7 separate regions of the Mus musculus genome follow, and regions 1, 2, 3, 5, 6 and 7 are each linked to region 4. Evidence: chromatin loops called from intact Hi-C (ENCODE). Cell type or tissue: heart. All regions are shown on one strand. Region 1 has its middle 25 kb from the start of Gm36670. Region 2 holds the start of Gm36325 (a long non-coding RNA gene). Region 3 overlaps Fto (fat mass and obesity associated). Region 4 holds the start of Irx5 (Iroquois homeobox 5). Region 5 overlaps Gm36670 (a long non-coding RNA gene). Region 6 overlaps Fto (fat mass and obesity associated). Region 7 overlaps Fto (fat mass and obesity associated).

The links. Peaks named below come from ENCODE experiments on the same cell type or tissue, not always from the same donor. Only the 100,000 strongest peaks of a DNase experiment are listed, where the experiment ranks them.
Region 1: a loop joins it to region 4, with 7 times the contacts of the local background. A loop is called at or near these places in 5 of 42 quality-filtered maps.
Region 2: it touches region 4 in a loop (2.0-fold over the local background); 4 of 42 quality-filtered maps call a loop at or near these places.
Region 3: it touches region 4 in a loop (4-fold over the local background); 2 of 42 quality-filtered maps call a loop at or near these places.
Region 5: a loop joins it to region 4, with 2.7 times the contacts of the local background. A loop is called at or near these places in 2 of 42 quality-filtered maps.
Region 6: it touches region 4 in a loop (4-fold over the local background); 16 of 42 quality-filtered maps call a loop at or near these places.
Region 7: it touches region 4 in a loop (6-fold over the local background); 4 of 42 quality-filtered maps call a loop at or near these places.

Annotation. Positions count from the first base shown.
Region 1 is chr8:91,964,545-91,968,544 of GRCm38, reverse strand. No RefSeq gene overlaps it. Among named protein-coding and RNA genes, the nearest start is that of Gm36670, 25 kb to the left of the region's middle. RefSeq lists an enhancer at 242-2,214. In heart, CTCF peaks have their summits at 1,363 and 1,567; DNase peaks (open chromatin) are centred at 944 and 1,424; H3K4me3 peaks cover 1,246 bases; H3K27ac peaks cover 2,173 bases; H3K27me3 peaks cover 1,503 bases.
Region 2 is chr8:91,712,795-91,716,794 of GRCm38, reverse strand. Gm36325 (a long non-coding RNA gene) reads left to right here and starts at 1,980. Exons shown (of 3, transcript XR_387906.3): 1 at 1,980-2,413; 2 at 2,605-2,701; 3 at 3,807-4,000. RefSeq lists an enhancer at 270-4,000. In heart, no CTCF peak of the experiment used is centred here; no DNase peak of the experiment used is centred here; H3K4me3 peaks cover 2,279 bases; H3K27ac peaks cover 4,000 bases.
Region 3 is chr8:91,628,038-91,632,037 of GRCm38, reverse strand. The region is part of intron 8 of Fto (fat mass and obesity associated); the gene reads right to left. Among named protein-coding and RNA genes, the nearest start is that of Gm36325, 85 kb to the left of the region's middle. In heart, a CTCF peak has its summit at 2,206; a DNase peak (open chromatin) is centred at 2,257; H3K4me3 peaks cover 674 bases; H3K27me3 peaks cover 1,095 bases.
Region 4 is chr8:92,353,916-92,357,915 of GRCm38, reverse strand. It overlaps Irx5 (Iroquois homeobox 5), which reads right to left and starts at 120. Exons shown (of 3, transcript NM_018826.2): 1 at 1-120. It overlaps Crnde (colorectal neoplasia differentially expressed (non-protein coding)), which reads left to right and starts at 1,796. Exons shown (of 4, transcript NR_110452.1): 1 at 1,796-2,228. In heart, CTCF peaks have their summits at 151, 1,837 and 2,041; DNase peaks (open chromatin) are centred at 135 and 1,715; H3K4me3 peaks cover 4,000 bases; H3K27ac peaks cover 3,937 bases; H3K27me3 peaks cover 256 bases.
Region 5 is chr8:91,986,385-91,990,384 of GRCm38, reverse strand. Gm36670 (a long non-coding RNA gene) reads left to right here. Exons shown (of 3, transcript XR_879094.1): 2 at 1-45; 3 at 1,309-1,608. Among named protein-coding and RNA genes, the nearest start is that of Gm36670, 3.5 kb to the left of the region's middle. In heart, no CTCF peak of the experiment used is centred here; DNase peaks (open chromatin) are centred at 134, 934 and 2,314; H3K27ac peaks cover 1,491 bases.
Region 6 is chr8:91,378,982-91,382,981 of GRCm38, reverse strand. The region is part of intron 1 of Fto (fat mass and obesity associated); the gene reads right to left. Among named protein-coding and RNA genes, the nearest start is that of Fto, 67 kb to the right of the region's middle. In heart, a CTCF peak has its summit at 2,438; a DNase peak (open chromatin) is centred at 1,061; H3K4me3 peaks cover 544 bases; H3K27ac peaks cover 1,677 bases.
Region 7 is chr8:91,487,063-91,491,062 of GRCm38, reverse strand. All of the region lies in intron 7 of Fto (fat mass and obesity associated), which reads right to left. Among named protein-coding and RNA genes, the nearest start is that of 4831440D22Rik, 21 kb to the right of the region's middle. In heart, no CTCF peak of the experiment used is centred here; no DNase peak of the experiment used is centred here.

The sequences.
Region 1 (4,000 bases), 390 kb after region 4:
CAAACACCGGCCAGCTTCTCTTTCCAGTGATGCGTCCAGAAAAAGGTCGTTCCCAGTAGCTACATCTTGTCTTCCTAATTTCAGTGCCAGCCATGTTCACTGCTGATATTTCATCCATCCAAAATAAATAAATAAATAAATAAATAATAAAAAAATTTAAAAAGCAAAAAGATCCAGATAGAGATGGATGAACCACACACAGCAGAGATGCTCACAGCATTAAGATTCTGTGGATGAGCTCATGTGTCTGGTGCTAACGCAGACTCCAGTCTTTATGTGGCCCTGTCACACACACACACACACACACACACCCCGCACCCTCCTCACGGCAGGATCGCCATCACCTTTCTCTCTCAGAGACTTTTTAAAGCATCTCTCTGAATTAAACATAAATTCTGAGCTGCTTGCAGCGTTTCTCTTAAAACACAAGGGCCTCGAGCTGGTGGTGAGTAGAATTCAAACCCTGCTTCCGAGCTAAACGGAACGCTGAGAGATGGCTGGGAACCCGTTTAGACAGGAGCAGTGGCTGGGTGAGATGAGGGGCCTCTCTTTGAGATTTGGAGAAGACAAACATGTGCTTTCCTCCTTTCCCTTTGTTTTTAGAAATTAGGATAGCTTTTCAACACATTGCCCTCTGCTACTCGGAGTGAACGGTCGGAGCACGGCTTTTATTCCCAGCTCACTAAGTCAAGTAAATAGAAGCTTACAGCATGGAACGAGGAGTGATAAGCAATTCCCACTGCTGCGAGTTCTTAATATATAAATTCATCCCGCAGCACTTGAGTAGCAACTGGCAAAGCCAGAAACAATGGAAAGCCGCCAGGCCCGGCTCCGACGAGGTCAACCATCAAGGTTATCTATACGCAATTACTGGTATCTACAAACTTGCATAGCTGTCAGCTGGTCAGAGCCCAGATGAAAACTCACCATGCGCTCGGAAAGCAAATATAGTTTCTGAGGAGAGCCTCAAATTAGCTCCGTGAATGACTTGGCTTCCAGCGTGCACCAGCCGGCCCGCCTTTGGGGAACATTTCTGCAGACAGTTCTTCAGTGTCTAAATTTGGGCATTATCTTACAAATCTCTGTTCCCGAAGTAGGAAAGAACTGGAATTGCTCCTTAACCCTCAGCGACGATAAATTATATCACTTAACAATAGATAAACTCGGGACACTTTTCCTGTGCGGAGCGCCTATTGTGAAGCACTTTCTAATCGGCGGCATCTCCTCTCCCCGGTCGGCCCCACTAAAGACCTGTCGGTGGGGAAGAGACACAATAATTTGTTTTCTAGCTCCTCCTTCAGTGCCATCCATCATGTGAGGACACAAGGCTGCTCGGCAGCAGATATGGATCTGCTTCCGCTGGAGTTCCTCTTCCCATCGGACTCTGCCAAGGGGTCGTGTTTTCAGAGCCGTGCTGTGCTTCCAGAGCCTGGAAATGAGGCCCCTGCCCTCCCTGGCCGGCGTGGAGACAGGAGAAAGGGCAAGTCATGCTGTTGTGCTAAAGGAGGCTTCTGGGGGCAACCCCGCATCCTCCAGCGTCTGCCCCATAGGTCCGTGTGCTAACGGTTTCACCCCCTAGGGGGCGATGTTAGGAGGTGGTGGGATCAGTAAAAGATGAGGCCTGCTGGAGAGCTGCCTAGTCATTAGAGAGAAGGAATTGTGAGACCCTGGCATCTTGTCTCTTTCCTGTTTTTGGTGGAGTTTTGTTTTGTTTTGTTTTGTTTTGTTTTGTTTTGTTTTGTTTTGTTTTGTTTTGTATTTAGTTTTGTTTGCTGCTTCCTGGCCAATGAGGTGGGCAGTTTGTCTCACTGAGAGAGAGTTCTGGCTATGATATGCCTCAGACAGTCACTGAAAACTCACAACTATGAGCCCCAACAACGCTTTTTCATCTAAACGTTCATTGTGCTTGTTCTTTGGGTAGTGAAGGGGAACTAACTGGCCGCCACCACAGCCCTAACCATGGTCTTTGCTGGCAGCTATCTTCCCACCAGGACCTTCCAGGGCCCCCACAGAGACGTTCTTTGTATGAGGGGGGGTTAATCAAGGCCCCAGTGATTTTCAGATTATCTGCAAGAGGCCACACATTGGAAGTAGATTAAGAATCAGCTGCCTTTGATCTTGTCCGTGGACCATTTGAACTGTGACTCCATTTCCACTCTGTCCCTCTCACCTTTTTGGTCATCTTTTGCTGACATCTCTCCTCCAGTCCTGCTCAAGCCTTGAACGTTAGCTGTGGGTTCACTCTCCCTGAACTACAAAATTAAGGACTGTGACACATCTACAGTATAACCTTCACATTAATCTGCCTAGGTTTTATGTCTTAGGGTTTTACTGCTGTGAACAGACACCATGACCAAGGCAAGTCTTATAAAGGGCACCATTTAATTAGGGTTGGCTTATAGGTTCAGAGGTTTAGTCCATTATTATCAAGGTAGGAGCATCGCAGCATCCAGGCAGGCATGGTGTAGGCAGAGCTAAGAGCTCTACATCTTCATCTGAAGGCTGCTAGTGTAAGGCTGGCTTCCAGGCAGCTAGGATGAGGGTCTTAAGCACACATCCACAGTGACACACCTACTCCAACAAGGCCACACCTCCTAATAGTGCCACTCCCTGGGCCAAGCATATACAAACCACCACGCTTTGGGATGGAGGTTTGGTAATGGTTTTCTTCATACGAAATGATTTTACATGGGGCCACAGAGCGAGGAAAAGGCCAGAGGGAGCCATGTCTGTTCCAGCTCTCAATCAGGGCAGCTCGGGCTTCTGGGCCCAGGTAGATGGGGATTTCATCTATGTATGTACAACTGTAAAGGTTGCCCGCTGCACAAGATCACACCTGAGAAATGACATTTACGTCACTGCTTTTAGAGACTTCTATATTTATGATGACAGTTTTCTGGCAAACGACAACTGGAACCCTTAGATCTGCAGGCTCTGCCATCTCCAGACTCAACCAACCAGGATGAAAAAAGAAATTCATTTTCACAAAGTTCCAAAGAGCAAATCTTGGCACTGCCTGATGCTGGGCACTCTGTATGAACGGCAAGCCTTACTCAGGCTGCTGCTGCCTGCTGCCTGCCTTCCCCAGTCCAATGCCTCAGTCTCCATCGAGCACCGTTTGCATTTGCATCGTGCACGTGTAGTGGACTGAGCAGCGACATTTTTCTCACTATTACTCCCTAAGTGATGTGAGACAATTGTCATTTCCACAGCATCAGTGCTGCATTGAGGCTAACCAGTAACTTAGAGCTGATGAAAAGCACCAAAAAAAAGATGCAGTTATACAGATATTGTGCCAAATTACTGAAGGGACTTGACTAAGCACCTTCAGATTTTGACCCAGGGCGGGTTCTGGAACCATTTTTCACAGATAACAAGGAATGGCTGTAATGAGTTTCAAAAGTGCAAAGGGTGTACTGAGAAAGGGAGCTTTTATTTCAGTCAGCAAAAAGATACTAAGTGGGCAGGGACTGCCCTGCAAAGGACCCCACTCCTTCCACTGATACCTGCATAGCTACACTATAGATTGCCTTCCACGTATCAGGGAGGGTGGTCATGATCGGATGAGCTGTTCATGAATTTCTCTTCTCCTGCTGGATCTCTTTGTGCATCTTTGTATCCCAGTACAGAGCCCAGCATCCAGCTTTGGTTGGATGGATGGATGGATGGATGGATGGATGGATGGATGGATGGATGGATAGATGGATAGATGCATGGATGCATGGATGGATGGGTGGGTGGATGATAGATAGATAGATAGATAGATAGATAGATAGATAGATAGATAGATACTGCATTCTTCAATGGCTACCTCAGCTTTTAGTATGTAGCAGGTTAAAACCAAATGTACCAATAAGCCAAGCCAACTCAATCCGTATTTAGGCAAAACAGATTCGCTATACAGAAGGTGCCTCCTGACCAGCAGGCACACTTTCTCTCCCACAGCCCAGCCCTGAGCGTTTGAGGAAGAATAGTGTGCTTTGCTGCAGGTTTCAGGGGT
Region 2 (4,000 bases), 640 kb after region 4:
ACACAAGAGGAGGGAAAGAAAGCACTGGGCACCGGCAGGACAGACCAGGTATTGGAGAGCTAGCCCTTCCTTCTTAAATGCTTATTGAAATGTTTGAGGTCTAAAACAAGATGTATTTACTGGCACTGAACTAGGAGAAGAAAAAACACAACACAGAAACTAATCGAGTTTAATTAAACGTCAGAACGCCTGCAGATCTTCATATTTTATCAGAGTCATTGATGGCTAGGTTTACTATCCCTCCCAGACCCCATTACACTGGGAAGTAATTGTAACGGTAAATACAGCCCTGTGAAATAAAGTTCACGGGATGGTCACTGGGGAGTCTTAGCTTTGCCTGCGGATGCACCCACAGCCAGAAGACTAAAGCCAAAAGGACTCCTTAAAACCTTCTCTGCCATCTCCATCAGACTGAAAACAAGGGGCAGGTGCAGGGTGTGATGCTGGGGAATGCTTTGAGAGTCAGGGTACCTGGATCTCTCTGGACACATTGGAGCCAGGGAGGCCACAGCCACAGGTCACCATCCCCCTCCCCCAGTCCCTTCTTCCTAGTGCCTCCTTGACTGAGCCCCCACCCCTCTTTTAAACCTCTATCATGGCAACCACCTCAGGGCCAGACCCCTAATTACCAGCTTCTTCTAAGTGTGTGTGGGGGGAGCCTTTGCCAATCCCGCCCCATTCACAGCACAGACCCAGGGGGCCAGGCAGGTTCAAAAGGTGAAATAAATGAATCTTTACACATTACAAGGGCCCAAGCAACATTCTCTGTGGCATTAGGGCCCCTGAAAGAGCAGCAAGTAAAAGCAGGTGTGTTGGGCGCCCTGTCAGCTAACAACACTGATAAGGCTGCCATGCCTGGTTCTGCTTCATTTCAAACAGACTGCTCTGGAGAGGAGGGGAAAGCCAGAGCAGAAATAATTGCCGGAGCTTCCAGTGAGCAGGGAGAGCCTGCAGGCAGAGATCAACGGGCCTGATTTCACCCTCTTCTCTTTATTTCTATAACCTTAAATGTTCTGCTATTATAGAAGTCATTATGTCAGCTCGCCCCAGCCTCTCCAGCTGCCCATTTTCAAATTGTATCAATTGGTAAGGCTTTGGGGCTGAGGGAACTCCATCTTGATTCCTGGTTCCTAGGCTTTGCAGATAAAGCGACTCCCCCCCACCCCACCCCACCCCAATCTGATTCATCAGGATATGCTGTCCTGAGCATGCGTCTAGATCAGATCCTGCCCCCAACCCCCCCTCCCCCACATACACACACCCATGAACTGCCTAGAAACCAGGCAGGGCGTGGGTGGATCGATCTTTCTTTCTCTCTTTCTTTCTCTCTTCCTCTTTCTTTCTTTCTTTCTTTCTTTCTTTCTTTCTTTCTTTCTTTCTTTCTTTCTTTCTTTCTGTTTTTTTTCTCCCTCCTTTCAAATGACGGATAATAAAGCAAACTGAGAGCAAAGCAATGCTTGTTACAGAGCTTCTGTTGACGTGGCTAAAGGGGAGTCTGATATTTCCTCTTCCCTGGGGATAGGGTCAGCGGGCTCTACGCTCTGGAGTTTATTGGTGACCTCGGGCATCTCAAGCAGGAGAATCGGGTGCACTTGCCTCCCACGAGCCTGTTCGCATAAACACTTCTGTGTTTTATTTTGCTGATTGTGTGAGACATGGTCTCACCATACTTCTCCGGGCTGGCCTTGAACTCACAATCCTCTTGCCTCAGCCTCCCCCAATGCCTTGCACTCTGTGGAACAGACACTTGCCAGGCAAAGTGTAGGAAGAGCTGGGAAACAGGTTGTGTTGACCTTTTATAGCTAATCAGTTACAGTAAAAAGAAGCACATTAAACAGACACATATTCTCGGGGCCTTGGCAGGCACACAGGGATGTGAGGGAGTTGCTCAAGAGAGTACGAAAGTGAGCTGGTTGCTCAAGAGGGTGCGATAGTAAAATGTCCAGGCCAATCAAAGGAAAACCTGCAGAACCAACAATGACTTGTATAACTGCCTCGGCATACACCACCTAGAGACTTGGTCATGTTAAAAAGCGGGCAGGGGGAAGATGCGCCATCATTCACCAGGCTCGTGAGGGCATCTGGCAGCCACCAAGAATGTGGAAAATGACTTGGAAAAGAGATTAAGCCAGAGCCTCCTGCGCCATCACCAGCTCTCTTTGGAGCTGATGGGAGAGAGTTGGAGACATGAGGAAGAGCGTGAGGAAGAGCTGGCATCATGGGTCAGAGATGGGCTGGCTCTGTGGCGAAATGAAGGAAGAAATCAACCAGACGCCTGCACTACCACTGAGAACTTGGGGGGGGGCAGCGGGAGGAGGCAGGAAGCAAGGGAGTATGAGACCCCAGCTACAGGAAAGAGCACCAAGATGGCAGCCGGTCCCCTCAGCCCCTTCCTTAATTCCTTCCAGTTAATGTAAGTGTAGAGGAGAGGAAGGGAGGGAGAGAGAGAGAGAGAGAGAGAGAGAGAGAGAGAGAGAGAGAGAGAGAGAGAGAGAGAGAGAGAGAGAGGAAAAAGAAATGCTAATTGAGCCGGGGACACTGACAGATCTAACAGAAAGTGTCTTCATTGGGAAATTGCCATCTGAAGCCCCCTTGTTCCTTCAGAAAACCAGGAGGAGTGAGGCAGAGGGAGCCTGACAGGAAGTGAGGACTCCAGACTTCAAACACAAACATTATGAAAAACAAGCAACATCTGCAAACAGTAAGTACTTATTTATATTTTATGGAGTGTGTGCTTGGGATTCTGACAGGTTTTTAAACAGAGACCATATTAAGCCCATTCAAAGGCGAGAATGTCCCTTTTAAAAATGCATTACCCCGCTGCTCAGGCAGGCAGGCCGGCTGCTGGCCTCAGGTGAGCCCTGACCCCTGCCGACCTGGTCTAACAAAACACACATGCAGGTTTGCAAGGGGGGCCGTTTAGTGCTCCTCTCTCAAGGTCATCGCAGGCGGGGGCTGGAGGGTTAGTATGCAGCAAGCTTTTCCCTCGGCTGACAGAGGCGCTTTGAACTTTTCCCTTCTGAACAAATAGGAAAGGGAACCGCAAGGAAACTGAGAATCTGAGGCAGGAGCCTTCCACAGCTGAATAAGCTGTAAATAAATACGTAAATAAATAAATATGTGGCCATCCTTGTCCCCAACAAATGAAAGACGCCCCTCCTAGGCTTCCAGGGGCTTTGTGCATTTGCTGCATGTGAGAAACTTTAAAATAAAAACAACAGAATAAACCTTCTCTTTCTCGCCACCCCCCCCCAAGGATGAACCCTTTATTTTTGACAACAAATACGAGATGGCTGGCAGGTACCGTGAGCTCTGTTCCATGAAATATTTAGTAAGGCAATAGCGACTCCCTGGACAGCTTAAGAAAACCACGATTATATTCAGAGAGAAAGCCACGAGCAAACAGAGCGGGCAAAACACAAAGGAAGATAAGGGAGGAGCTTTCAACAGGACTTCCTGTCCAATAAGGCAACCAGGCTTGATCCATATGTTTTGAGAAAAATCAAAGTGTCAGAACTATCCAAAATGTCAATCGCTCCGGTAAGGAATATTGTCTAACATTTTCTATTACACCGTTCAAGAATTTGCCTCGCAGCGCAATTTGGAAGGGAAAAAAAAAAACTCTTTCATTTAAAAAAAAACACTCAAAAGAAAAGAAGGAAGGGGGGAGGTGGGAAGAGGCGAACAAGGCGCGTTTGAGGGGAGTGTAACACGATCGCGCTCCGGGCTCCCAACCGTCCTGAAAGCCAGGCTGATGAAAGTGGCTCTCCTCCACACCTCTCTGCAGTTCTTTCCTTTCTTTCCAGACACTCTTGCTGAGGGACTTCCTGGACAGTGGCGTGGAACGAAGCAGGCTTCATGCACCGGGCCACCTGAGGCGCAAGCCTTCGGCAGTCTTAATATTGCGATGATCCGAGAAAATGACTTAAGGGATGAGCGAAGGAATATTCCACTCATCTCGCTAGGTGCCGGGTACCCAATCACGGGGTGACCCACTTTG
Region 3 (4,000 bases), 730 kb after region 4:
GAGAGATAAGTTTAATTAATGTATGCATAAAAATAGCCATGGTTAAAAAAATGCTTTCATTTCCTGGGTAATTTTTCGGGGAGTGCATGCATATGGTTGCTGTTATTGCTTGAAAGATAGAAAGATGCTTAAGCCTGCAGCAGTCAAAGGTTTACAAGACGAGGGCTGCTGCTCTCTGCCTGGCCCCGGGAAGGGTGTGATGAACACGATCTGAAATCAATATCAGGGAACAGTTACTGCATCTCAATATTATTTGCGGAGATGGGCTTCTGGGAGGAGAGTGGGTAAGAGAGATATGTCAATAGCTTTAACGAAGCACTCCACAGCCATGCACAAAGGGAGGTCAAATAACTATCAGCCGACCAATCCCAATTGTAAGTAGTAAAAATGATAAAATCAATATTATTAAATAAAAAGTTAGCACTGCTATTGAACCCTCTCATGATCTTGGCAGAGCCTGGCTGCAAACGAAGGAGGCCCTTTTCCAATCTCTTTGCTGGTAAGTGGTGAGGACGGTGAGCATCCGCACCCAGGAATTTTTCACCTGTACACTGAGCCGCAGGAACTGCTAGGAACCAGTGATCCTTGCCAGTCCTGGTCCCACAGCTGGGCCGATCGCTTTGAGCTGGCTTTTGCCTCTCTGTCCTTCTGGGTGGCAGAGGTTGGACTAATTCAAGCCTCTTGAGGAACAAAGGAAGGACCTGCTTGGTGTCCTCGCCAATCTCAAGATTTAGAAATTTATCAGAAAAAAAAAAATCATGGTGCTGGGATGGAGAACAAGGGCATTTCAAGAGCAGAGGACTGACCTGCCCTCCTTGGTAGAGAGGTAGTCTCAAAGCCAAGGCTGTGTTCTTCCTTGCTGCGGCTAATCCTGATTCTGGAAGTGATATGCAGACAGGTACCGAGAAACAAACATTTAGAAAAAGACTGCCCAGTCAAAAATGCCCTAGCCCTGCCTACAAGAAGGGGAAATTAAAAAAAAAGAAAGAAAGAAAGAAAGAAAGAAAGAAAGAAAGAAAGAAAGAAAGAAAGAAAAGAAAAGAAAAGAAAAGAAAAAGAAACAAAACAAAACAAAACGAAAGGAAAGAGTGCCTAAGAGTGAGTAGCAGGCAGCCCGTGGGCGAGGCGGCATGTGCTGCTCTGACCCGCATTTAAACACACAGCTGCTTAGCCTTTCGAGCACCCAGAGTTGGCTCCGTGTTTACATTTCATAGAAGCTACTACAGAGAGTAAACAGGAACCTTTGGTGAATTATTTAGCATACAAATAAGCCAGCAAGGAAGACTAAGTAAGCGCTGTGAACTAACTGGATTGAAATATTCATCTGTAAATAACCCTCCAATCTGGCGCTTTCACGTACAAATACTACATGGAACATTAGACACAACTAGCTTCTAGGGATATTTAGGCTCACTAGAGAGCAATTTTTATGTCTACTGGCATCTGTGGGTAGTGATATGGACTGACTGTTAATATAACCAACATAAAATTTATGTGAACACTCACTGAAATAGCAGCACACTGTCAGACAGCTGGTGGCTGATGCGGAGCACATGCGGGTTTTATATGCACTGCGTAAACTAACCTTTGCAATAAAGATTTAGCAGGTTTATTAGTTTAGGAAATCGCTATAATTAAGGATAATTCATAATGGCCGCTTATCCACTCTCCAGCAATAGCTCGCTTAATTTAGGCTCCATTTCTTTGAGCCATAAATAAGTGAGCTGCTATCTTCTGCACAGATGTGGCATTCAACTTGTTCATGTTGGCTGGTTTTTTGCTTGTGTTTTAATCAAAAGCATTAGTAGGTGAGGCTATAAAAAGCCCAAGGTTTGAAATAAAATTAGCAAGGGCTGCACTGGCAAAGTTTATTTTTATCTCCTAGCTTCCTTCCCCCTCACAAACAACCTCAGCGCCAAAGATCTAACCTCCCCTTCCAGAGGTAAGAGCGATTACAAACAAATAATCCTTTAAAGTGTGCTAAAGGAGCTTTCATTTTAAAATCCAAGGAGAGGGAACGTGACAGAGCAATAACGTTAATGAAGGCCAAAGAAATATGAGCGTGACCTCTCTACAGTATTTCCATTTAACTGCGCATGTAATTAAAGCCTGACCTTTGTGAGTGCAGCACACTCGGCTGTGCGGGGCTGTGCGGCAACTTCCCCTGTGATCCGAGCTCCTCTGCAGGGAGACAGCGGACATTTCCACAAGTGCAGTGCTGTCTCCTGCCTTCAGGATTGGCCAGGACGCACGGTCACGCGCTTGCTCCCTGTTCCATGGATGGGGATACTCTGTGCTGCCTCTTAGCTACACCTGACGCTCTTCCTGCACACAGCCTCTGACTCTTCCTGCCAGTGGGCATTTTCTGCAGACACCCAGGGCATGAGTCAGCAAAAGGTAGCCAATGCCCGAACCCAGGCCCGGATTCTACCCTGAACTAGCTGGTAAGTATGCATTAGGTACGGGGCAAGCACTCCTTGGCCTGGTTTGAGCAGTCTGCAAAGGGAAGCTTACCCCTCATGCATCTCCCCCAGGGAACTGCAGTGTGATTGACATGGGAATTTGGAGTCATATTAAGAATGAAGCTATATAGAGACTTAAGGTTCGCTTTGTTCTTGAGATTTTCATGACTGTGGAGTTAATCCTGGTGTAATGGGAAGAGTGTTGGTCAAAGAGTCAGAAGATCGGATGTAGTCTGAGCTGTGTCACTCACAGCTATCCTGTCCCCCAAGAGACAGTTAGCCTCCCTGCATTTCAGGGTTCCTGTGTGCAAATGGGGACATTAGTACCTGAGCACCTTCTTTGGGGGCTATTGTTAAAAATCCAGAGGACCGATGCTGACAGCTACTTTCTGGGAGAGTATAAATTCCATGGCAAGTTCCACCCTACTCACTCACTGCAGGTGACGCCCCAGGCCCTAGCTCCCCCTGGGAAAGTGGAGCTACCTTGCCCACTCACTATGCTGACAGGACAGAGAGAAGCGCTGTGTACAAGCAACCAGCTAACTCACAAGGGGTGTACCCTCCAATCTGTCCCCCTGACAGCTCCCAAAAGTCCTCAGAGTCACTCAGACCAGAGGGGCAAGGACTTGGAGCAGAGACAGAATCTCGAGTATACATGGGAAGTATAAAAATTGCCTTGAGTAGCTGTATCCAAGAGAACCAAGAGAACCACGGAGGGAGGGTCCACACCGGCTCAGAGTTCTGGAAGGTTTGGCTCCCTAGGCTTGTGTATAACATCCCTGTGGGTGTGATGAGTGGAGGTGGTGGCTGCCCTCCTCGTGGGGGACAGGAAAGCATAGTGCACGAGGAAGTACCTGGCATCAAGCACAACCTCCATAGGCCAGTCCCCAGTGACCTACGTCCTCTGCCTAGACCCCACCTAATAAAAGTTTCCAGAACCTTCCAAGCATAGCTTCACAGGCTAGACACTAAGTATCAGTACTTAGTGTGTGTGTGTGTGTGTGTGTGTGTGTGTGTGTGTGTGGCTGCTTCATGCTCACATAACAACAGGTGTGATGCTGTGGTCCCTAGGAAAGGGCAAAAAGAGTCACTTTAAACAGCTGCGTCTTTCTCTGAAATACCTTTCCTATTCTCTGAAAGGCACTAAATGCAACTCAGTTTCCTCCACTGGCAGTCTCACCCAGTGAGGAAGAACAAACTGGCCCCAGAGCCTTGTACCTGTCTACAAGGAACGTCTCCCTCAAAGCATTCTCATTGACAGGTTGAGATTGGAGCTAAAATGGAAGAAATGGGCAACATTTAACACTTTTTATTGATAAATACCAGTCCTCAGTGTTCACTACCACAGGCACGCGTGCACAAGACAGCAGCAGCCGAGGGACAGGTGTCTAGTGTTTGGTGTTGGTGGCAACAGCGTGCCAGCTCTGTCTGTCCTCAGTGTCTTTGCCTTGGTGACCCAGAGTGGCCAACGAGAACAGGTGGGAGCGAACACAGCTCCCTGTCTGCCAATCTGAGGAAATGCATGGTCAAGGCCGCCT
Region 4 (4,000 bases):
GGGGCTCTGCTTTTGGCTTTGCAAAGGTCCTGCCAAGATGCTAAGTTGGAAATTGAGGATTCTGACGCCTTGTGTGCGCGCGAAGCTCCTCCTTCCCGGGGTGTAGTCGGTGGGGGGACTGGCAGGAGCCTCTGGCCGGCGGCAGCCAACCCGGCCGCCAGGCGCGTCTCGCCCTCTCCCTGTTCCTCCCCGGCTCCTCTCCCGCTCACTGGCGCTCCCCTCGCCCCTCCCTAGCGCCCGCCTCTCCTCCGCCACCCCCCTCTCCTCCTCTGCCCGGCCTCCCCCTCCTCCCTCCCGACTCTTCCTCTCCTTCTCTCTTTCTCAGACTCTCGAGCGCCGGCCCCAGGATGACAATCACATCCCAAGCGCGCCGATCGCTTCCAACTTTGCTCTCCTTTTGCTAACTCTGGGCGGAGCGGCAATCTCGACGTACAACTGGCCTTAGTCTTGGCTCGGGCCGTTCGGGAACACAAAGGGAAAGATGCAGCGGGCTGCGCTCGGGAGAACGCTCTGCGCCCTCCTCGCCAGTGCGAATAGCGAAGTTGGCGGACGTCTTGTTCTCCCGAGAGCTGGGCTGGGAGGTGGTTTTTCTCCCTCCACGCTCCACAGTGGCTTCTCCCTCCTGCCGGAGGTCTCTAGGTTGAGCTGGAGACCTGGAATTCAGATCCCAGGGAGAGTCGATGGATGCCGGCGCTCAGGGCACAGCGAGGCCGAGATGACCGCCTTTCTGCGCCAGCAACTGCAGCAGGTGGGCAAGAGCCAGGCCTAAGTAGAAGGGGCCCCGCTAGCCCTTCCTTCCACCCATCCCTGGCAGACGACGAGAAGAGGCTAGAGAGGAGACTCTGGGGTCTCTGGCTGGGGGTGTGACTTTTCTCTGGAACGAGGAAGGCAGTGGGCAAGAAGTGCCCGACGGAGAAGCTGTTCTACCCGAGTCGGTCCCCCAGACGCCCCCGGCCCCTTGCCATCCCAAGTAGCGATGCCTGCTTCTCATGTCTAGCCACGAGCAGCTTGCCCCGTCAGGTCTGTGGAGCCGGAGGGTGTGGGGTCTCGCCCCTTTTGTTCCACTAAGTCGCCTTCCACCCTCGCTCGCCCCCGCCCCAGTTCCACTGCAAACACTGGGCAGTGAACAGTGTCCAACCCAACCGCTGTTTGTTCAGCGAGGCGCTGGCCCGGCAAACACACACCACAGAGTCCCAGGCAGAGTTCTCGGAACACCCCCTCCCCAAACCCCCCACGGCCACACAGTGAGAAGGCAAAACAGACCCTAGTCCCTGGTCTCCACCTCCCGCCGCCGCAAATTACAAACGCACTGAAGCTTTGGGACAGACAGGGGCGCTGGTAAACCAGGACCGCCGGCGGCAGAGTGCACACACCACACATCAAGCATTTTGTGGCCTTTCACAACCCAGCCACGCGCAGGCTGGAGCGTAACAATACACAAAGTTTCCTGTAATGATTCTCACTAGCCAGCAAGCAGTTTGCTCGGTTGGGGCCGTGGCAAACACTAACCCCACGCGGATCGCACAGGGACCCGCACCGCGGCGCGCATTCACGCACGCGCGCAGACTGCCCCCTCACTTAGCACTCAGGATACAGGTTCCGCCCCCGAGAGGTTGGACCCCGCGGACTACATTCTCCAAGAACCTCTAGGCCTACCCCGCCCTTCCCCTACACAGCTTCGCCTCTGATTGGGCGTTGGTCTCCATTAGCCCCTCCTCTGGATGACGTAATCCGCTTCCCTCGGAGTTCCAGCGCCAGGGGGCGTGGCTGGGAGGGTCTTTGGCTGCGTATTGTCATGGAGACCAGAAGCGGTCGGCTGCTGAAGCGGGCGGCTGCGAGCTAGACTGATCGGCACGCGAAACCGGAGCCCTGGAGAGCGTGCGGCGGCCTGAGGCTGCCTCTCGGGCTGACCATTCCGGGTTCGGGGTAGGCCGGAGCTCTTCAGGGAGCGTCCCCGCCCCGACGCGCGGGTCCCCGCCTCCCGCGTCCGCACCGCCCCCCGGCTCCGCCCGCTCAGCCCGGCTAACGGTCGGCGCGGCCTGCCACGAGGGAGCGTCCGCGGCCCGCGCAGAGCCGCGCACCAAGCCGATGGCGGTGGACGCAGCAGGGCCCCGCGGTCTGAGTGCGGGCAGGCGCGCGTGGGCGTGTCTCCCTGGCCCACGCGTGTCCCCGGCATCAGTGTCTCGGCTCTGGTCCAGGACGAAGACTTCTGAAAGCGAGCCAAGGAGGTTTGTGCCACCGAGAGCCCAAGTCTGTCACGCAGACATCCTCATTACATAATCCTGCCACTTGGGCGACTTGACTGTTTCTGTCTCCCCCTCCCCATCTTGCTCCCCACTCTATATTTTTTCTGCTCTCTCTCTCTCTCTCTCTCTCTTTTTTTTTATTTTTTTTATTTTTTTTATTTTTTTTGGTGTGTGTGAAGGACTAGAAAGTGTCCTGCAAGATATTGAAACATTTAGAATTTGCGATTTTGTTTCTCTGGTTGTCACCTCCGCTCTACATCAAATTTAAGGCTCATTTCTTAAGGATGTCTCTATTTTCTGCTTTATTTGCACACTGATGGCTCTGCTGCTCTGCTGGCCTCAGCCGCCTGCGTCTGATACAGAACCGCGTTAATAAGAGAGGGAAGGCGAAAGCTGATCATTAGCAGGCAGACGGAACTCAGATAGCATCTGGCGTCCTTTTCTCCATGTTTACAAGAAAGCTTTTATATTCTCGCTTGGTAAACACATTCTTGCTGGCAAACACAAGGTTTTAACTTTTTATCTTGATACTAGGGGAGAATCAACACTCCTCCCCACACAAACACCTTTTTTTTTTTTTCCTTTCTGTTCCGTCAGCTTTTCCATTTGGGAAACTGTTCACTTGTTAGCTGTAGTTCCGGGTCTCTTGTCGCTGAAGCTTTTTATACACCAGCAGAGGTAGGACCCTCATGCCAGATCACCAAGACTCGTTTATTCCCCCTTACTGCTGCATTTGTATATTTCTAAACATGTACTAGGGCTAGGTTACTCTGTTTTTAATGTTGGCTTGTTAAGCTTCATTTAAAAACTTGCCAAGGGTTTATTGGTTTGTCGTGTCTGCACGGATCTAGTTATGCCTAGCTCTTAAAACATCGAGCTTTAAAATAAGACCTACGATTGTGCTGCCAAGATCTGGCATGGCGCTTGCTCTTCAAGTTCTGGACAAGTAGGGCTGTCATTGTTTCTATCAAGTGCAAAGGAGGTGACGCCTGTTTGCTTAGTGTAATAGTTGTTTACAGTGAAAACTTTAAAGACTTACAAAAGTAGACCCGCAGGATTTTAAAGATCTCGTCATTTCTGTGGCTGAGACACAGCAGCAGCATCAGGAAAGGCAACAGATTGCTTCTGTCCTATCGCTTGGCTGTTTTCGAGTGTTCTTAAAGGATTATGATTGATAAGGCTGTCTTGCTGGAGAATGTTGACACAGGTGTGCATCGTTATCTTAATTAAGATCCAGAGAAAATGTTGTCTATAAATGGAGACACAAGGAGAGGACATAATTTTGTACAGTTTTGCTTTTGGAGACTTTAATTGCTCTTGAAAGCTGTCTTTGAGCTTCCAGATTTTGTGAGACAGATTCTTTGGCAACAGAAGTTTTAGAGAGGAATGATAGTTTAATGTTAAGTGTTCTGGCATGCTCTGATACTACTTGTGGCTTTTTGGCAATACTTTGTGTTGGCTTTCTTTGTGCTCTGTCTTTGTGGAATTATGGCTCTCAATTTCTAAAGCAAAGCGTAAAATAGAGGGCTGTATTGTTAGGCAGACAATCATTAATGGTTGGAATCAATCTGTTGAGGAAGACGCGTTTAGTGTGCATGAAACAGGGAAATACTGAAAATGTAAACAGTAGAGAAATGTATCCCTTTTAAGGTCTGAGGAAGGAAAGAGCCTTCCCAAGAGCCTTGGTGATGTAAAATCATTCTCTTTTCATATTATCAAGTGCATAGCTGCAGTGTTTATGGGATGCCTCCTTT
Region 5 (4,000 bases), 370 kb after region 4:
ATTAGCCCGAAAGAAGAGGAACATGGAGCCTCACTTTCCAATCAGGTGAGCATGAAAATCAAAGGCCACATTGGGAACATCCTGGTCCCATCAGGTCACAGGAGTGCTGCAGCTGTGACCAGGGGAGGATTGATGGCCTGAATGCACTGCAGAGTCCCTGTCTCCTGGGGAAGTCACCTCCTAACTCTCTTGGCCAAGTTCACTCACAATGTGGTTCCTGCCTTCCCTCCCCTCTCCTTTTTCTGCCAGCCCAGAACAATAGTATATCCAACTACAAAATGAACCAGAACACAAAAAGAAAAATAAACCCTCGTCGGTCACAAGAAAAAAGGGAAAGAAAATTTATGACTAAACCCTATTTTAAGAAAAGGAACAAAAGGCAGAAGGCCTTCCTCCATTCCATACTTTCAACTGCACATCCCAGGTACCCTCTCTAAGGCTTGAGATAGGACCACCAACAAATCTGGTGTGTCATATATGGTGACAATGGCTCCCTGTTACCTGGTGCATTCTTCCAATTCATTCTCTCTCTCTCTCTCTCTCTCTCTCTCTCTCTCTCTCTCTCTCTCTCTCTCTCTCTCTCTCTCTCTCTCTCCCTCCCTCCCTCCCTCCCTCCCTCCCCTGCACCCAGCTTCCTACTGATAACAAATCTTAGAGTAGATTTGGAATTGGCCCAACTTGAAGATCAATTCTTTCTTCCTTTCATTTGGTGCCTGAGCATCTCCCAGCTTGAGGGTGACCCAGGCTTGCTGCAAATTTCTCCCAGGCTTGGCTCCCTAGCTCTTTTCCTTTTAAAGTGCAGCTCCAGGAGGATGTCATTGTGTACATTAGCAAGGTGAAGCTTAGCACCCTCTGGACCACTGCTGGCACAGGAAGCAAGGAGCTGACCAGCCAAGGATAATAAAGGCCTCTGTACTTCCTAGGCTGCCTGCTCCCCGATCCTTCTCAGCCCGGTTGTTATCTTTAGGAAGTGCAAGGTGGAGGACGGGGAAATCTTATCTGGCTTCCATCCCAGTTAGAGGATGCAAAGCCCCTCCTGTACACCTTGGGAACATTGTCACAGCGGGGTCAGATCTCGCTCAAACGGACTCCAGTGACTGAAGGGGCCCGTGACCTACATTGTCCTCCATGTCCTCTGTGGCATAACACAGACTCAGCTGATTTCTTTCAAGGCCCATGTTATCGCATTTGCAAGAGTGTGGAACCTTCACTCTCTCTTTCCAATGTGTGCTTCCTCTTACACTTATTCACTGATGAACATTTTATTTTGAACACACACACACACACACACTCGTGCTTTCCTTTCAGAACATTCTGGAAGCAACTTGCCCAAGTACACCCTGTCAGTCCATTTCCCAGTTGAAGAATTTCCGCAGGCTGGGATCTGGGAAGCTGTGGACTGACCCAGAGTTGCCCTATTAAATGCATTTGCGACTTTGAGCTGAAGAATATTTGCTGAAAGCTGGATTACCACTTGGTAGACCACCAGCAGCTGTTGAAAAGCAGTGCATAAAAGCTTGTTTATGTCTTTAATGGCCCACTTAATTGATGAAGCAAGTATGTTCTTCATAATAAAATGCCAAGAAATAATCTTAATACCCCAATGTATGCCACCAGTGAATTAAGAAACATCTGCTGTAATGTAAAAGAATACTTTATTTGGGGTCTTCATTAAAAACATGATTCTATGGAGTTCTGCTGATTTATATTGTACACAACAAATTAGAATGTCTTGAAGTAATTATTCTTTACAATTAAACCTACAAGTCCACTCTTAGAGGGGAAAAGAGTCTGCTCTGTCCTCCTTTCCTTCAATCATCTTAGCACATGCTGGGTTCATCCATTTCACCCAAGAGATGTGGAGATGTAGAGAGGGCCCATCTGTGTCTACTTCTCTTAGGAAGACACACAAGCCCAGCCCTGCTTCTGAGGGCTTCTGCAGAATAAAGAACTCCAGGGAGTTGCAGGAAACTAAGAGTAACTCCTTTTGGTAATCTCTTGTCTGACTCCAATGTGGAGTTCACTTTAGGAGATTCAGGTTTGGGGCTAAATAGAGGACTAAGAGGGGGTCCTCACCCTGAAGGCTGAGTCTATGATTTGAAGGTAGGCTGGAAGAAATCTATCCCACCCAGAATCAGAGTTTTGAGAACCCAGGGACTGAGTGGCTGTAGATGTCTGAGAGAAAGAAGGTGCTGAAGGGAGAGAGTGTGACCAGCTCGCCAGTGCTGGCTCCCATCCCCCCTTCTCCAGATGGCGTTTGTCTCCCACACACCCACTATCACACCAGGAAGCCACATGTCACCACTCCAGCACCCAACACCACTCTTGATACAGGGGCATGTCGATTGCTTCCTGGAGTTTGGTCCCTAGAACAGCCCTCTTGCTTCAGAAGCCAAAAGACAAGTTATTTTAAAAGCGAACACAGGGCAAGCGGGTGGTTCAAGGGCAGAGATTTGTAACCCTGGCTGCTACGGAGAATGAACTGGGAAAACAGAAAAGCACCTGTACTCTGATCTCACTGCTGGAGATGCCCTCTGAGTACACAGAAGCCACAGAACTTTTCTGGGTTTGTTTTTAAATTTTTTATATTGAATTACATTGAATTCTCCAGCTAGACCCAGCCCACTAGTGTTTGTGGAGACAAAAAGAAACTACTGCTTTGGAGAAAAAAAATAGATGTTTTTGTTTGTTTGTTTGTTTGTTTATCTGTTTTAAGATGGATGGCACTTTTCTCAGTCAAATGTTTTTTATGGGCCTTTCTGGCTTTTAAAAAAAATGCAATACTAGCAACTGTTAGTAGGAAGGTTATATGGTATGGTTGCTACAGGTGACAGCATGGTAATTCTTCAAAATATTAAAAATAGGGTTGCTGGGGGTTGAGCAATTCTGCTTCTAGGCATGTACTTCGAAGAACTGGAAGCATAGTTCTCAAGACAAATGTGTGTATCTTGGTTCACAGGAGCCTTGTTCACAACAGCCACAGGGAAACAAGGCAAAGACACTTAGATATATGATCAAAATATGCTATGGAAAGAGGATGGAATATTACTCAGTCTTTAAAAGCAAGTACATTCTGAAACAGCCTACAGCATGGACCATGCCAAGGGAAGTAAGCCAGACAGAAAAGAGCAGATGCTGTGTGTCTTAGTTGCTCTCCTGTTGCTTTGATGAGACTCCACGACCAAGGCAACTTATAGAAGACAGAGTTTATTGGGGTGTTCCAGCTCCCGAGGGATGAGAGTTCATCATCGCCTTGGCAGAGACCATGGTGGCCAGCAGGACATCTTGAGACATAAACATGAGGCAGAGAGAACAAGACACTGGGAATGGTGTGGGTTTTTTGAAACCTCAAAGCCTGTCTCCCAAAGGCATACCTCCTCCAACAAAGCTACGCCCTCCCAATCCTTCTCAAACAGTTCCACCAAGTGGAGACCAAGTATTCAAATATACTAGCCACTCTAATTGAGACTTGCCATGCTCTATGAGCACTGTACACGAACTACCTAGAGAAGTGAAGCTTAAGAGACCAACAGTAGAAAAGTAACTGCTGGGACCGGTGGGAAAAGAATGAAGAGAAATTGTCTGGTGGAGACAGAATATCAAATTGGGAAGAACAGAGAATTCTGGAGGCAGATGGTGGTGACTGCTACAGGAGGACATGACGGCCCCCTCTGCCACTGACCTTGACAATAGCCGTGACATCAAAAGCCATTGTGTAAATTGTACTACACTTTAGCAGTATTTTTTTTCTTAAAAAGATTTATTTTATTTTATGAGCACACTGTAGCTGTCTTCAGACACACCAGAAGAGGACATCCGACTCCATTACAGATGGTTGTGAGCCACCATGTGGTTTCTGGGAATTGAACTCAGGACCTCTGGAAGAACAGTCACTGCTCTTAACTGTTGAGCTATCTCTCCAGCCCTGTTTTTTTTTTTTAAAGGTTAACTCAAGGCTATCGAAACTGTCATCATATGAGGCTAGTAAGCAAAAGACAAA
Region 6 (4,000 bases), 970 kb after region 4:
CCTTGCATGTGGACAATCAGTCCAACCCGCAGAAACACAGAAGAGAAGAGCCATCTGGATCGGGGACAGAAAGGAGAAATAAATGTCAAAGAGTTACTAAGTTTGGATGGACACAGGAGTAAGCCCTGGTGACTCTAGCTCACATCAATGTACAATTTCTAAGTTGTTAAAAAAAACCAGGTTCTAAATGATAATTAAGTGATGGATATGCTAATGAGCTTCCTTTAACCATCCCACAACATATGTACCAGTCATAATGTCACAATGTACTCCATTTACACAATCATTTATTAATTTAAAAAACTATCATTGTACAAAATAAACAAATAAAAATAAAAAATAAGCTGACCCTTGTCAAGTTTCAGTACATTATCAAGGAAAATATGACGATTTAACACTAAGAAGCCCACTCAAACACTCTCCCTTCAAGACCTGAGGAAGACTGGATTTTGTTCATAAGCCTCAACCAAAACAACACAGCAGAACAAAACAGTAGAACAACTAGGTACAACATCAGCTATGAAAACCCAGTTTTGCTAGACAATAAAAAGATTTGCTAATATGTAAATCTTTTTGATAAAGTTTTGTATTGGAAAACTTATTTTTTATATAAAAAAGTCACAGTCACTGCTATTATTAAATGAATAAAGTTGTTTTGTGATTCTTCTGTTTGTTTCCAAACATAGTAACTGCCTGGAGACAAGCCTCTACAGAAACAAGAGGTTTGGGGATTCTAAATAAACTTTACTACAAAAGAGCTGGGAGAACAAAAGGTTTGAGAACTTCTAAAGAAAATATATTAATAGCTGCCTTCACATACACACACACACACACACACACACACACACACATATGCATAGGCACACATACAAAGCACATGCACACATGTGCACACACATAGCATCACTCTGTAGACAGAAGATGAAATGGACTTCTTGGGACTTCTTGTATAATTTGTTAGAGCCCCATGCCCTACTAATTTGCATGTCTAATTTACTCAGAACCTCTCTTCCTCCTCCTCCTCGCTGGCAAGCAACCACAAATTCCACTGTGATTTCACAACCCTCACTTAAGCAAACGGCAAGGCTGTGGCAGAGTGGAGCTCCTCCAGCCTGGCAAACAGGCTAAGAGCTCAACTCCCAGGCTTTCCCTCCCAGGGTCCTTTTCAAACCCTAAATCCACAAAACACTGCATTAGTTTGCTCAAAGCAAATAGTTAATTTGTCCTTTCACTAGAAATCAAAAGGGCAAAGTCACAGAGCCGGGCTTCTGCTTCAGCCCCACGCTGACCCTCCACCATCCCCCTCTCCCCAGCAAGTGGCTGTCAGAGCCACGCAGAATCAACAGATCAATCAATCCATAACAAATATTTATACTGCCTACATGAAAAACAGGGGAAAAGAAAACTAACAATGCGGGTAATAAAATAAAAACGCCTTAGTCAACAGTGCTCTAAGAAGTCTGAACAAAGGAGAGAAGAACCTTGTGCCAAGGTGATGAGAAGAAGAAAGCAGAAAACAGCTCGCCAGGTAATAAGGGCGGCAGAGCTAAAAAGTCAGTAATCAAAGCAGCCGATCAAGCGTCGGTGATTAGACCTCTGGCTAACAGTCGGCTTCAGCAGGGGAGAGCGGGAGATAAGGCGAGGATGATAGACTGTGCCCTGATTATGGAAGGTCCAGAGAGTCTGGCTGAGTAGTCTGGATTCCATCCTGAATGTAATAAGCAGCCACAAAAGGCTTTTGAGAAGGACAGGAACACAGTGAAGGCATAATTTTGGTGAGAGAGAGAGAGAGAGAGAGAGAGAGAGAGAGAGAGAGAGAGAGAGAGAGAGAGAGTGTTTAATTTGCTGCCCTGTGTTTTAACTCTATTTATAATATGGTTCAGTTCAAAGGAACCAAGACTGGAGGTCGGAGGGCCAGATAAGGAAGATGACTGAGAAAGCCCAGGGAGGCAGGAGCTGGGCCTGAACCAGGGGGTGGAGACTAAATTGTAGCATCTAGAGCTCCAGGAGCCAGAGAGGACCATAATGAACACAGTGCCACAGTGGTAGTGGGAGTTAACAGCACTGACCACATACTTAAACAGTACCTGCTTAGCTATTTGCTGTGCTGGGAAAGAAACAAAAAACTGGTTTGAGTCAATTTGTAGCCAAGGCTCCGGAGAAGTGTTAGGCCTCACCAGGCTCCTGGCCTGATCTACGAGACTCAGAAAGAAAATCAGCACCAGGAACCTTGGGCTTTTTCTGCAGACAAAGTAGTTGTCCCAACACTGGATTTCCAGCACAAGGCCAGAAAGGTCACAAACTCATTCCACTTAAACATCAGTTGTCACGGTGGCACCTTCCTTTTTCCTGGCTGTCTCTGGCTTCACCTATAGCTGTCTGTCCTTACAAACGGACCATTCTAACCATGGCTTCCTGATCCTCTCCTGCCCACATGTGGCAGATGTGGGACTCCTTGACAGGCTAGCCCGTAACACTGCTTCGGAAGCCACTACAGCTTAGCTTTGAGCCCAGTTCTCTGCTCCTCAGGAGGATGCTATACAGAAACAACCTCTCGTCACTGCTTCCTGCAACCAAACCCATACACACACCATAGGTAGACATGGATGTGAACAGAGGCAGAAGCGTCAAAGTGCCAGGTGTTTAAAGTGAGCTAGAACTCACAAAGAAAGCCCTGCTCCAAGCAAATGTACTTAATCTCAGCACTCAGGAGGCGGAGGCAGGCGGAGGCAGGCGGATCTTTGTGAGTCTGAGGCCAACCAACCTAGTCTACAGTCAGTCAGGGCTACACTGAGAAACTCTTGTCTAGAAAAAACAAATAACATATAATATACATGTATGTCCTCCAAGCATGAGTGGCAAAGTCCAAGAGAACTTAACTTGTAACAACCTTTTGTAACAACCGCCCCTTTAAGATCTCTACAATTCATCTTGGCGTCAACACCGGAAGCTCCTTAGGCGTCCTGGGTGATTATAACCACACCTTACATTTATTTGGGGCTAGGAAAATAAATACAAGCAGAGGTATTTTAAAGAGTTCCCATTTATTTTTCAGCAGACACAGGAGAGCAGAGGGCGTTATGCCAACTGTAGGAAATGAGAGAATCAAAGCAAAGATACGGTATACAGGCTGCCTATGGTCACGGAGGATAAGCTAATGGCCCAACTAAAGTATTTCTTGCTTTCAACTTATTTCTAGCCTGTTTGGTCTTCTGTCAGTTAATTCTGATCATGCTCTGTAAATGATAAAATTGTTGGCATAGAAATAGTAGGAGCCTAGAAGGACTTGTAAAACCAGAAAGAATTAAATGGAGCCTAACTTACAGCCATGGAAAATATTAAAATTCCATGTGTAACTTTTCTTCTCCATTTTAACCCAAGATGTGGTGCCTATGCAGGCACCACTGTTGTAAACACCACTGTTTACACCACCAGTGTGTAAACACCACTGTTTACACTTGCACACTTCCAACACACAGGCCTCCGAGTACCGAATGTCATCCAATGCAGGCGGCTACTCATTTATTTTTCTATCACTCTACAAGGTAGAAAATTAACAGTGTTGTGTTTACAAACCTTCACTGAGCCCTTACATAAAAGCTCGGACATGTTTGTATTACATGCTGCTCCGGTGTGAAGACGCTCGGAAGCAAGTTAATATAAACCTATCCTGAGCAAATGTGCGGGAGGTAGCCCTGTTAGACCCGGGTTAAGCTTTGACCTTCCCAGCTTTTTCTGAGAATGTACAATCCATCACGTACAAAAACACAGCGGAGGTGTGAGGTGTTGGTAAGTACCCCTGTTAGTGAGAAATTCTGCTAATTATTACACCAAATAAGCAGAGTTAACAGGCCATGGCCACAGCGGGGCATGTTTCAGGGCATTAAATAGCCACACAGGGTGGAGAGGAATATATTACACTGTGCCCATTACCAATAAAATAATTTCCCTGACACCCAGAAAGCCAGTCAGCTGGAGCAACCCAAGTGGCCTGTGGCTC
Region 7 (4,000 bases), 870 kb after region 4:
CAATGTCCCAGTCAAAAGAGGGAGAAGGGAATTTAAATCTTAATTGAAAGCCACCAGACATTTCATTCCACATCTTAAATTACTAAAATATACTCTGCTCCTAAATTAGAAATACTGACCCTAGGGTTGGAGAGATGGCTCAGTGGTTAAGAGCTTGCCGGGCTCTTGCAAAGGACCCAGGTTCAAGTCTCAGCACCCATGCTGGTTGGCTCACTACCACCTCTAACTCCAGCTCTGGGGGACCGGAAGCCTCTGGCCTCCAAAGCCACCTGCATTCCTGTGTACATATCCACACATAGACAACCTGCATTCCTGTGTACATATCTACACATAGACAACACACACAACTAAGGATGAAAATGAAAACAGGGTGAAATGGGAGGCAAGGTACGTTAGTACATTGTTAGTACATGTAATTTAGTATTCCCAGGAATACTTATGGGGAAAGATAAACATATACATGTATAAATATACATACTGTATCTGGGTGATTTACCATTAATATGAGCCTGAAATATTTATTAATATTTTATTGTTATATCTTTCAGGCCCCCTAAAATCTTTAATTTAGGAAGAATTTTAATATGAATTTACTTGCGCTATTATCTAAATACCATTATGTTTGATATATATTTCAGCACATAGGAAGCAGCCTTGTTCTTATGTTCACTATAAAGAACTTTATCCACAGCTACAGTGACAGCTTCATTAACCTTTCCCTAAACAAATAAACAAAACTGCTCTTTGGCTCGCTCATTCCCTGCAACTGTGGGAGCCACAGGCTGAGGACCCGTCCCTGCAGCAGCAGGCTGCCTCCACAGCAAGCTTCCTCATGATTTATGCAGACCACAGTGACAAGCAGAGACGCGTGACTCACCTGGAATTAAACTATTATAAATAACTTGTCAGGGACGCCTTTACATTCTGATGAACATTTCTCTGTTAAACTTTAACAACAAGGACCTGGTTATGTTATGAAATGAAACACCCACTCATTTGCCACATCTCTCTGCTCTCCTGGGCCAAATTTTAACATAAATGGGTAAATTAAATGTAGCCTATAGCTTACCTAACGTAATTATATGTTGTATTTTACTCTGATTCAAAACGGATACATTAAGATAATCCAGCCTTGGCTTGCACCCACTACGGTTGGCAAAGGTTATTAAGGCCAATGGCCATGCACAGGCTGCTACTGTAACCCAGGGACTGTTGGGACAGGAAATGGTCCAACGCACAGGGAGGATAAGCAGGAGCCACACCCCCTCCCCCCCCACCCAAGGAAAAGCAACAGCAATGGAGAGCATGAAAAAAAAGACCCCGCAGTACATAAACCACCAGCTCTTCTCAGGGCGTTCCTCGGGAAGCTCCCCGGAATAATTCCTCTGCATTGTACAAAACAGAGGTTTTTAAGGTCAAAAGGAAATGAGTAAATGCCATCAATTTAGAGGATTTCAGCCCCGGCATTCTTCTCGGTCTCGCCGCGAATTTGATAGTGTTAAAACATTTTTATAGGTAAGATAAATGTCAGTTTTGCAAAGAGCGATACCAACCCCTGGGAGACAAACGGCCTATCCACTGGATCTCAGGCCATGGCGAGACGGCGTCGCCTCACAGGGGATGTGAGCTTTTCATACTCCTCTTTAGCCAGCAAGAAAAGCTTGCACGGTTTCTTTCAAATGCTAACTCTCCTATCCCGAAGTGCCTCCTCCTAACATAATAATCTTGGATGAGAGGCAGTGGGTTGGCTGAAAAAATAATAAAATACAAATATGTGACTGGTACTCAAGTGTTAGAATGCTTCTTGAGTGGAGAGCAAAGAAGGCAAGAAAGGCTTGACTGTGGTGCAAAGGGTCAGGCTGCTCCGGGCTCAATGCTCAATAAATTCACCAAGTAATATTCAGCGGAGAGGTGATGTTTTATCAGAATGTCATTCAAATATAAGGGCCTAACATTTACATCACAAGAGCAAGCACACACACCGTCCTCCGGGAGAGAAGCAGTAAGAATAAGCAGTGTGCCAGGGCATGCTTGCTGGGACAGGGAGTGGGGAACAGAGGCCCGGGAGTTTATGTACAGCTGACTAAACTTTCTGAAATATGTGGCTGGTTATGACATGTGCAGCAATTACCACTAATGGGGGAACAGCTATTTCAAAATTCATTTTCCATTCTCCTGTAGGCTTCTGGAGGCAACCCCTCCCAACCGCACGACAGAAAGGACGGGAAGACAGACAGAAACTACAGCACACACCTCTTCCCTGGTACAAGAGCCATCAAAGACTGCTTAACACATAGGCAAAAAAAACCCCAATACGTGCACTGCCCAAGGTCTTATTGAAAAGGACAGGCGTGTGCTACAGAGCAGACGAAGGTGCACTGATCAAAGACACCTTTTCACAACACGCACAGGACCCCATTAACTCAAAAACGCAAAAAGATAACAAGGAATCACTTGTCTAAAGTCATAATAATTTGGAGCAATATATTTCATGGAAGAAAAGTTTGAACAATCAAGAAATGCCCTTTTGATTAGCTGACTTTCACAGAATCTAAACGCGCACCAAACGCTGCATTTTTGAAGTAAAATTGCTGTTGAATCTGTGAACCCACAACTGATTTCCCGTGTTATGGAATCTTGAAGATTACAGCTAACTTGAAGCAACAGGGGTAATTCCTGGCAGTTAATGGGACATTTATATGCATTTTCCTGAAGGACAGCATCTTGGGACCTCCAACTGGCAGCTCAACACTGCCCCCTACTGCTTACAAGTTAAACCAGAGAGCAGGAACAAGGCTGACAGAGCCAGCCGCACCAGCCAATGCCTATCCAACCTTAATAACCAAATACCACATGGCACGGCACTAAGAGCCACAGAGCAGGGGACTTTTCCAAAGATGATTCTCCGCCGTCTCTTTCAATAGCAAAAATAATTTATCATGAGTTTATTAGAAATCTTTTTTTTTAAAGGCCTAAAGCAATGCTTCAACTTAATTTAGAAGAAACATCCCTTTTATCTTGGCCCAATCCTTCACTCTGCTGATAATGATCCAACTGTGGTATGCAAGGGAGACACTGAAACATTGATTTCTTTTTTTCTTTTTTTCTCAGTAAAGAACAGAGCTCTGGAAAATTCTCCAGATTGCTGCTCCTTTAGTTTACTGTTTTGTTTTGGATCTCTCTCTCTCTCTCTCTCTCTCTCTCTCTCTCTCTCTCTCTCTCTCTCTCTCTCTCTCTTTCTTCCTTTCTTCTTTTCTTTTTCTTTTCTTTTCTTTTCTTCCTTCCTTCCTTCCTTTCTTCCTTTGTTTCTTTTTTTTTCAGTATAAAATATAATAAAAAGAAGGTTCTTCCTCTAACTAACTGCCACTCCTAGCGAATGTGTGCACTCATGGACTGAGACTGGCACACAGCCATAGTCAGATATCTTTCCAGTGAATTAGTGATGAACTTCGCTGTGTGATCACAATACTAAACATTGCACTTGTTGGCAGGGTGGAATACTCCTAAATCAAATACTTCTAAAATAAAAACTGTTTTATGGCTGGAGAGATAGCTTAGCAGTTAAAAAGCACTGGCTGCTATTCCAGGGGACCCAGGTTCAATTCCCAGCACCCACACGGCAGCTCACAACTGTCTGTAACTTCAGTTCCAGATCAGACACCCTCACACAAATACATGGAGACAAAGTACCAATGTACTTAAAATAAAAAATAAATGACTAAACAATTTATTTTACAGAATTATGGAGTTCTTTTCTTACTTATTTCTAAGTCCTAGTTTACAGCTTGGTAAGATTATGACTTCAATGTCAGGTTGACATCTAACAATTAGGCCTCGGCAAGCAGGATCCTAAGTGCCTATGTAAAACATAACAAAAATCAAAAGTTCACACAAGCACAGTTGTACACACCCTATAAAACCAGCATTTCCTCCGCAGGCTTGGCTCAGGAACAGAGCTAGTCAGGCAGAGAGGGAAACTTCAGCATCTCCAAGTTGGCTA